3 separate regions of the Homo sapiens genome follow, and regions 2 and 3 are each linked to region 1. A link is a contact called in ENCODE Hi-C data. All regions are on one chromosome and are shown on one strand. The core of a region is the stretch at or near the end of the contact, and the rest is flanking DNA. Distances in the headings are between cores, read along the strand shown. Region 1 holds the start of CRCT1 (cysteine rich C-terminal 1). Region 2 holds the start of LCE3D (late cornified envelope 3D). Region 3 holds the start of LCE3A (late cornified envelope 3A).

The links. Hi-C counts contacts between places; a loop is a spot of excess contacts on that map. Pooled maps may share reads with other maps.
Region 2: a loop to region 1 is called in a map of esophagus muscularis mucosa, with 2.5 times the contacts of the local background. The contact joins the promoter of LCE3D here to the promoter of CRCT1 in region 1. A Hi-C loop is called at or near these places in 1 of 168 maps with a recorded cell type or tissue (esophagus muscularis mucosa).
Region 3: a pooled map shows a loop between it and region 1 (2.5-fold over the local background). The contact joins the promoter of LCE3A here to the promoter of CRCT1 in region 1. A Hi-C loop is called at or near these places in 1 of 50 pooled maps.

The regions. Positions count from the first base shown.
Region 1 is chr1:152,513,094-152,515,793 of GRCh38, forward strand. CRCT1 (cysteine rich C-terminal 1) reads left to right here and starts at 1,389. Exons shown (of 2, transcript NM_019060.3): 1 at 1,389-1,459; 2 at 2,269-2,700. The coding sequence starts at 2,291. The coding sequence ends at 2,590.
Region 2 is chr1:152,579,148-152,581,847 of GRCh38, forward strand. It overlaps LCE3D (late cornified envelope 3D), which reads right to left and starts at 1,369. Exons shown (of 2, transcript NM_032563.2): 1 at 1,322-1,369; 2 at 234-810. The coding sequence starts at 789. The coding sequence ends at 511.
Region 3 is chr1:152,621,673-152,624,372 of GRCh38, forward strand. LCE3A (late cornified envelope 3A) reads right to left here and starts at 1,431. Exons shown (of 1, transcript NM_178431.1): 1 at 1,162-1,431. The coding sequence starts at 1,431. The coding sequence ends at 1,162.

The DNA of each region.
Region 1 (2,700 bases), core at 139-2,638:
TTGCCCAGATTATCTCCTTATACTGATTCCTACCAAACGTTCTTCATTCTTTTTTTTTTTTTTTAAAAGAACTTTGCCCATTTTCCCAGAGGAGATCCTGCCTCTGTCTTGTTATTTCATTACTTCCTTCTCTGTTCTAATATTGACTTTACTTTTTGGAATGTCTCACCTATACTCACCAACAGGTGCTCTAGGAACTGGCAACCTGTTAATCAGGCTCTAAATCCATGTTAAATGAAACTGGTATCTTTTGTGACTTATCTTTCCTCGCCTAGTCCCTTGAGCCACTCCCAGCTCACTCGCCCCCAAACCTGTCTCTCATCCTTAATTCCTGAATTCTTAGTCTTGGACTTCTGTTATAGTTCACATTCACAGTTGTGGGCAATTTGATTAAGAAGCAGTTCTGAAGTTGACTGCCAAAGTATCCTCCAATTCTTAAAAATTAGTTATTCTGAAAACACTATCTATCATGAACACTTTGGACCTTTGGAAAGAACTTTCTTTCTTTCTTTCTCTTTTTTTTCTTCTTTCCCTCCCTCCCTTCTTCCTTTCCCATTTTCTTTTGCACTGGGCAGTGGCCCTAGGGAGAACTTATCTTCAAAGGCAGATTGGTGGTTGGGGGTGGGATAAGAAGCAGGAGTCCCACAGGCTGACTAGCCTTTTTGCAATTGGGCCACTGTCCTGCACACATTTTTCTCTTTGTCATACCATGCTGTATTATGGGGATATGGCAACCTGACTACATTCACAACTTTTCTGGTCTTATGGTTCCTTAACTTTGCCTAGGTTTTTCTTCCTGTCTCCAGTGACAGAGAGAAATCACCCCTGGGGTTCCCAAAGGTGCATCCCCGTCATCATCTTCACTCACTGCATCTTGAAGCATATGGATGAAACCCAGCAGGCTTATCGCATAGCTTGTGGTCTGCCCTGGGGAGCCAAGGACCAAGAGCCAGAGAGATGAGAATCAAGATAAAAATAGGTGAACTACCACCTACCAAGTAGATGACTACATAGGAATGGATGTGTGGGCAAGTGGAGCCGTCTGTGTGTGTGTGTGTGTGTGTGTGTGTGTGTGTGTGTGTGTGTATTGAAGACAAGGGCAGGGGTTCCAGACCTCCCTGCATTTGAGCCCCATGCCCTCTCTTAGCATACACACAGCCTCCCAGGTACAAACAGTGCCCTGTTTGGAAAGTAAACATGCCATAGCAATCCTGGCACCTCTGTGAAGTGACTTAGATGCCCACATGCACCACCTACAATGCTACCTGAGTGATGAATGTCTCTGGGATGTGAGTGTCAGCTGAGCACGTCTGTTGGGAAATGGGCCCCTCCCAAGAGCCTGAACCTGAATACTTCTTATAAAAAGGTTCTCTGGCTGGACGCTGCTCAATCCACTGCCTAGCAGGTGGCCCATTCCAGTTGGAGAACGTAGTGAGTCTTTCAGTGGAGCCAGGGTCTGGTAAGTCTCCTAGCAGGGTCTGGGGGAGAGGGTGGGATGAGTTGAGGGCACAGGGGAGGAGCAAACAGAACACAGGCAGCAGATAGATGTGGAAGGGGTGTCCCGCAAGGCACCTACGCTTCTAGTGAGCCAACCTCTTAAGGTACTAATGAGGACATAAAGGCAACATAGGAGGTGGTTTTTGCAAGGGTACACAGCAAGTCCGCAGAAGAGCTGTGACTAGAACCCAGGTCTTTCAGCTCCCTGGATGGGGTTATTTATATTGGCACAACTCTCCTTTCCCACATGGTTGTGGGGCATGAGAGGCGTAGGCAAGAAAGAATGATCAGGACATGCTTCTGGCCTGTGGATTATTTAGACCCAGCAGGTGGGACCGCCTGTTGGACTTGGGTGTTTTCTAACTGATGGGGGTGTAGTAACTAGGAAGATACAGTCGAAGGTCGGTAGGAAAGTAAAATGAGGGACAAGAAAAAAGCCAAGTGGAGATTTTGGACTGGATCATACAGATAAGTTGCCGCAGTGTGCTGTTTATTTTCCACTGTGGAGAACTTGAGCAGTCTTCTTCTAGTCAGAGAAAATGGAAATGCATTGATTCATTGCATGGATTGTGTCCTGCTCTGAGCATGTTTAACTCACTGGAAACACCTGCTTGGATTTGCTTCTTTGCGTCCGCTCTTTCTGGGTGCTTTTCCCTCCTTGTCCCAGGCCAGGCTGACTTGTACACTAAGCCGAATCTCAAAAGCCCAGACAGAGTTCCATTGGTGGAAAGAAAAAGCCGGCTCGCCTTTGAAAGGCTGCCTTTCTTCCAGGTTTGTCGTGAGGAGCTCCGCGATGTCCTCTCAACAGAGCGCCGTTTCCGCCAAAGGCTTTTCCAAGGGGTCGTCCCAGGGCCCCGCTCCGTGTCCCGCCCCGGCGCCCACCCCGGCGCCCGCCTCCTCCTCCTCCTGCTGCGGCTCCGGCAGGGGCTGCTGCGGCGACTCAGGCTGCTGCGGCTCCAGCTCCACCAGTTGCTGCTGCTTCCCAAGGAGACGCCGCCGACAGCGGAGTAGTGGTTGCTGCTGCTGCGGGGGCGGCAGCCAGAGGTCCCAGCGCTCCAACAACCGGAGCTCAGGATGCTGCTCCGGCTGCTGAGAGGCCCGCAACCCCCAGCGCTGCGCTAGAGAAACCCGCCCAGCCCAGAGCGGGCCCGCCCCGCTGCGGCTCCCACGCGGGGCTGGGCCTCGGAGTTTGCCCCGTAAAGC
Region 2 (2,700 bases), core at 119-2,618, 66 kb after region 1:
TCATTCTTTTCTGACAGTTAGAGGCCTCACTACAACCCCTCTCATCACATCCTGTCCCCCACTGCCGCACAATTCCAGCAGAAAAGGACTCGACAGATTCCTGAATTTTGCAGACCTAGAGCTAGAATTCTGCATCTTCCCTGTGGTGGTGCTGGATGTCAGGGGCAGACAGGAGGGCACACTTCCAGCCCCACCTAGGGAGAGACAGAGTGAAATGCCAAGGGAGACACCAGTGGTAATGAGGACAAGGAGCTTTATTTTTTGATGAGGTCAGGCACAAGCACTGCCAATCCTTCACAGGTACAGGGGTAAGGGAACATGTGACATCCTGGACATCAGACAGGAAGTGCCTTCTGGGGAGAGCTCAGACCTTCCACAGGAAAACCCCTAGCTCAGCCTGTGAAAGCCAGAAGAGGGTATCTGGGAACTCATGCATCAAGATGGGGTTTTCCTGGGCCCTTGGGATTCTTGTTTCCTCCAAAATCGCTTGTCTCAGCATCAGGATCCAGGTCAGCAGCAGCCTCCAGAGCCATGGCCGCAGCCAGAGCCCCCGCCTTGCTGACCACTGCCCCTGTCACAGGAGTTGGGCCTCTGGCGCCGGCATCGGTGGTGGCGCCTGTGGTGGTTCAGGAAGCAGCCGCCCTCGGAGCTAGGGCCACAGCCCCCAGAGCTTGGGGCACAGCCAGAGGAAGCTGGAGGCAGACACTGTACTGGGCTCTTTGGGGGACACTTGGGTGAGGGACACTTGGGTGGGGGTTGGCACTGCTGCTGGTTCTGCTGGCAGGACATCTTGGCAGGAGTTGAGTTGTCCTGGACAAAACAAAGCCATTTGTTAGTCCAAAATCTACAGTCCAATGTCTCTAAGACCAGCGGCCTCCTGAGGCAAGAGCTGCAGGAAGGTGAGGGAAGCTGATGTGGAGTTGGTGGGACATGCCAGATGCCTCTCACTTTGTTCTCCACCAGGGACAGATTGCTGTGAGTCTAAGTGGGCATCCATGTTTCTGTTTCTCCAAAGAGCCTCTAGGAATGTACCCTTTTGACAAAAGGCATTCTGGAGAATGGAGATCATAGGAAACATGTGCCAGCCTGAGTAGAAAGAGGATGGGAAGGAATCATAAGCTTCTGTGGCCTTTGCAGGTCATGGAATTGCTGTCAGTTCCTGCAGGGTCTCCCTCCTGGCCCCAGTTCCCACATTGGTACCCTCTCTGCCATCCTCTCTCCGGGCTTTTGTTTCAGATCTCTCCATTTCCCTCTCCTGCTATGACCTTAGTTTTCTGTTCCAACATCCCAAGTTGAGTCCCATCCCCTGCTGGACACTCACCAGGTGCAGAGGAGGCAGGAGAAGGCTGTTCCTGAGGAGACGGTGGATGAGGAGCCCAGGGCAGGAGTGCTTTTATCTTGTGCACGGTGTGTGATGCACAGCCTGGGCATGCTGCTGCTTTCACAACCAGGGGAGGTGTCAACAAGGCACACGCCCAAGACTAGGTTTGTAGCTTTGGCACTTCCATAATATCCAACCAATGACATTGAACCTGGAAGCAGGATCACTGTCCACATACCTCTCACCTGGGAGGCTACCACTGCTTCTTTTCTTCCTCCCTTCTTCCTTGTTTCAACTCACGTGCTGTGGAGCACAGTCTGTCCTTTACAATTTCCTGGGAATTAGTATGACATAATTCTTTCTTGAGTCATGACTGGAGAAATAATAGTCATTTCAACAAATAGAGATGAAATAATTGGACGTCCATATGTAAAAGAAATCATACCTAATGCTAGATATAAAAATTAATAGATCATAATTTAAAAAATTAAACTATGAAACTTCTGCAATAAAACATAATAAATCTTTGTGACTTTGGGTTATGCAAAATTTTTCAGATATGCCAAAAAGGTACAATTCAAAAAAGAAATATAGGACTTCATCAAAATTAAAAACTTCTGCTTTTCAAAAGGCACTGCTAGGCAAATGCAAAGAAAATTCACAGACTTGGAGACAATATTGTAAAACACAAATCTTACCAAGGACTTGGTTCAAGAATTTTTTTTTTATTTTTATTTTTTGAGACGGAGTCTTGCTCTGTCGTCCAGACTGAAGTGCAGTGGCGCGATCTTGGCTCACTGCAAGCTCTGCCTCCCGGGTTCTCGCCATTCTCCCTGCTCAGCCTCCCAAGCAGCTGGGTCTACAGGCGCCTGCCACCACACCCAGCTAATTTTTTTGTATTTTTAGTAGAGATGGGGTTTCACTGTGTTAGCCAGGATGGTCTCTATCTCCTGACCTGTGATCCACCCGCCTCGGCCTCCCAAAGTGGTGGGATTACAGAGCCACTGTGCCCGGCCAATGTTTTTTAAATTCTCAAAAATAGGTAATAACACAGAAAATATGGGCAAAGTATTTGAAGAGTCATTTTAACAAAGAAGATATATGGGTGGCAGTTAAGCACATGAAAAGATACTCAACCTAATCAGTCATTAGAGAAATGCAATTTAAAAGCAAAGTGAGATACCACTCTATACACATTGGAATGGCTAAAATGAAATAAATGACAATATCAAGTAATATGAGGGATGTAGAACAACAAGAAGCCCAAGTCATTGCTGGTAGAAATGCAAAATTACATTAGTTGGCAGTCTATCAAAAAAATTAAACATACAACTTACAATTTGCCCCAGAAATCCTATTCTTAGATATTTAGCCAAAAG
Region 3 (2,700 bases), core at 181-2,680, 110 kb after region 1:
TGGAGTAGAGTCCATCACTATCATCACTCTCCATGTCCCATCTCCTTTTTTTCTGATTCTAAATCAAAGTAGGAGGAGAAAATACCTTGATCAGCAAACATTCTGAGCCAATTCATCCCTGCCCAAGGCCCTGTTTCCCTGCTGCCCTTAGGTTAGCAAAAACGTGAGCTTAGGGTCATAGGGTCAGGGTCTGAGAAAGACGGTGAGGGACAAGGGGAGACAGATAGGTAGATAGAGATAGATAGATAGATAGATAGATAGATAGATAGATAGATAGATAGATAGATAGAAAACAATGATTTACTTTTTCATTTCTTCCAGGGATCACTGAGCTGAGATGTCCTGAAAGGAAAAACTAACAGCACTGTCAGCCCCCTCCCAAGTGCCTAACCCTCAAGTATCCTTTTGGTTGTTTGCTGCCAGTCTATTTCTGTTGTGGTTCCAGCTCTGCAGGAAGCTGCTACCGGAGTCACCATGGGCCCACAGATCCCACTGACATGCCCAACAGAGCATTCTGGAGGCTCCAGTTGCTGCCACAGCTCTGGGGGCTGCTGTGGTCCTGGGTCATGAAGACTACAGAGTATCAGAGTTGGAGGAACCAGAGGACCAAGGACCTGCTCCCATCTGGAGCTTCTCTTCTTCTCTGCCATCTAGGGCTGAGCTACCAAAGTGTTTTCGGAAGGATCTGAACGGGCCCAGTAAGCTCATTCCCTTTGTTTTCCAGAGCTCTGTGTTTATTTCCAACTCATGCTTCTGTCCTTGACCTTGTGAAAGACTGCTCACCTCATTCCCACACTAATATACAACCCCCCTAAAAGGGTTTTGTGAGTTGAGGGGTGTATGACCCACTTGTGTCTGTTCCTAAGATAGGCCTATGTACCCAATGTGGGGCAGCCCCTGTAAGGCAAAGACGGGAACGCACTGGACAGAGCTTGCAACGAGAAAGCACAGCTTTATTCTTCACAGCACAGGGATATTAAAGAAGGAGGGAAAACACTAAGACCAGCAGGATAAATCCCCTGGGGGAGTACTTGAAACTCATCAAGGAACATCTCAGTAGGAAAGAGGAGACAGGAGCAAAGAAGCACCAGGCTAGGGCTGGTTCCAGTCATTTTGGCACTTTCTTTTCTCAAATATTTTTACTTAATCTCGTGGCTCAGGTCAGCAGCAGCCCGCAGAACTGTGGCCACAGCTGGAGCTCCCGCCTTGCTGACCACTTCCCCTGTCACAGGAGTTGGAGCTCTGGCAACGGCAACGGTGAGACCTGCGGCATCTGTGGTGACTCAGGCAGCAGCTGCGCTCGGAGCTGGGCCCACAGCCCCCAGAGCTTGGGGCACAGCTGGAGGAAGCTGGAGGCAGACACTGTGCTGGGCTCTTTGCAGGGCACTTGGGCGGAGGCTGGCACTGCTGCTGGTTCTGCTGGCAGGACATCTAGGCAGGAGGTCAGGGAGCCTGGGCAAAATAAAAGCAAAGCAAAATACGTGTCAATGCAGGTTTCAGGCCAGGGCCTCCTCATGCTTTGGTTTAATTGTGGATCCCTTCCCCTAAACTCAGTCTGCCCTCCAGCTAAGACCTGGGGAAGGGGAATGCAAACGGATCTGAAGTTAAACCGGCCTGATACTGCCCCTTCCTCCGGCCCTCTCCCCTGCCTGGGAGGCAGCTGACACTCCTGGGTGGGCCTCTGGGGCTCCTGCGCACGCCCTGCGGGGCCTGTCACACCTCCGGACCCGATGCGAACAGCTCCCCCTGCAGGCGTCCCGTGAACACAACGCCCATGACCCTCCAGGGTGGCGTCTCTCTGGACGCCTGTGAGCGCAGGGTGTGAGGAGGCAACGCATCTCTGCGCACATGAGGAAAAGGGGGTTCAGAGGTCGCAGCATCGCGGAGCCCCTGAAGTGGCTCGCAGACTTGTCTGTCTTCCTCACTATCCCGCCCATCTCCCATCCCAGTCCCAGCCGGCCACCCACCACAGCCTCTCTGCCGCCTCCACCGTGTCTGCCTCCTCCCCTCTCCTTGTTGAAGCACAGACGTGTTTGCGCAGCCCTTTCAGCCCAGGTCCTCTCGCCAGCTGGACGCTCACCTGGTTTGGTGGAGGCAGGAGAAGGTTCTTCCTGAGGTGATTGTGGACTGAGGAACCCAGGGCCTCAGCCCTTTTATCCTGGGTATTATGATGCACAGCCCAACTATGTGTCCTCCTTTGCTCCCCAAAGGGAGGGGAAGCACCACACACTCCCAAGGACCAGGCTTTCAGCATATTCTTAAGGCGCATATTTTGAGGAATGACAAAAGGGAAGCAGGAAATCTCGATGACGGTCCAATTATCCACCGTTCAGGCCCTCTGGCTGCTGTTCCACTTTTTTTTCTTCATTCAGCTCACATGCTCTGAAGCCAGGGTACGTCCTTTGTGGGGCCTGGTAATATGGGGACAAACAGAACACATTTCTCCCCTTGACTAGCTCACAGCTTTTCAGAAGGCCAGATGGACAACTGAGCAATTAAATCACATCCTATGTGCTAAGCGACGCAGCACAAGTGTGCACAAACATGGCAGGCTGGGGTCACTGCCTTTGGGTGTCAGTCCCCATTGCTTTGTGGATTCCTTTACATAGGTGATGGAATCAGCCCCTGTGTCCTGAGATGTTGGCTGCACTGAGCTCACTGGACCTGGGTTGAGTAAGGGGTGGAAGAATGGAGCTGGGG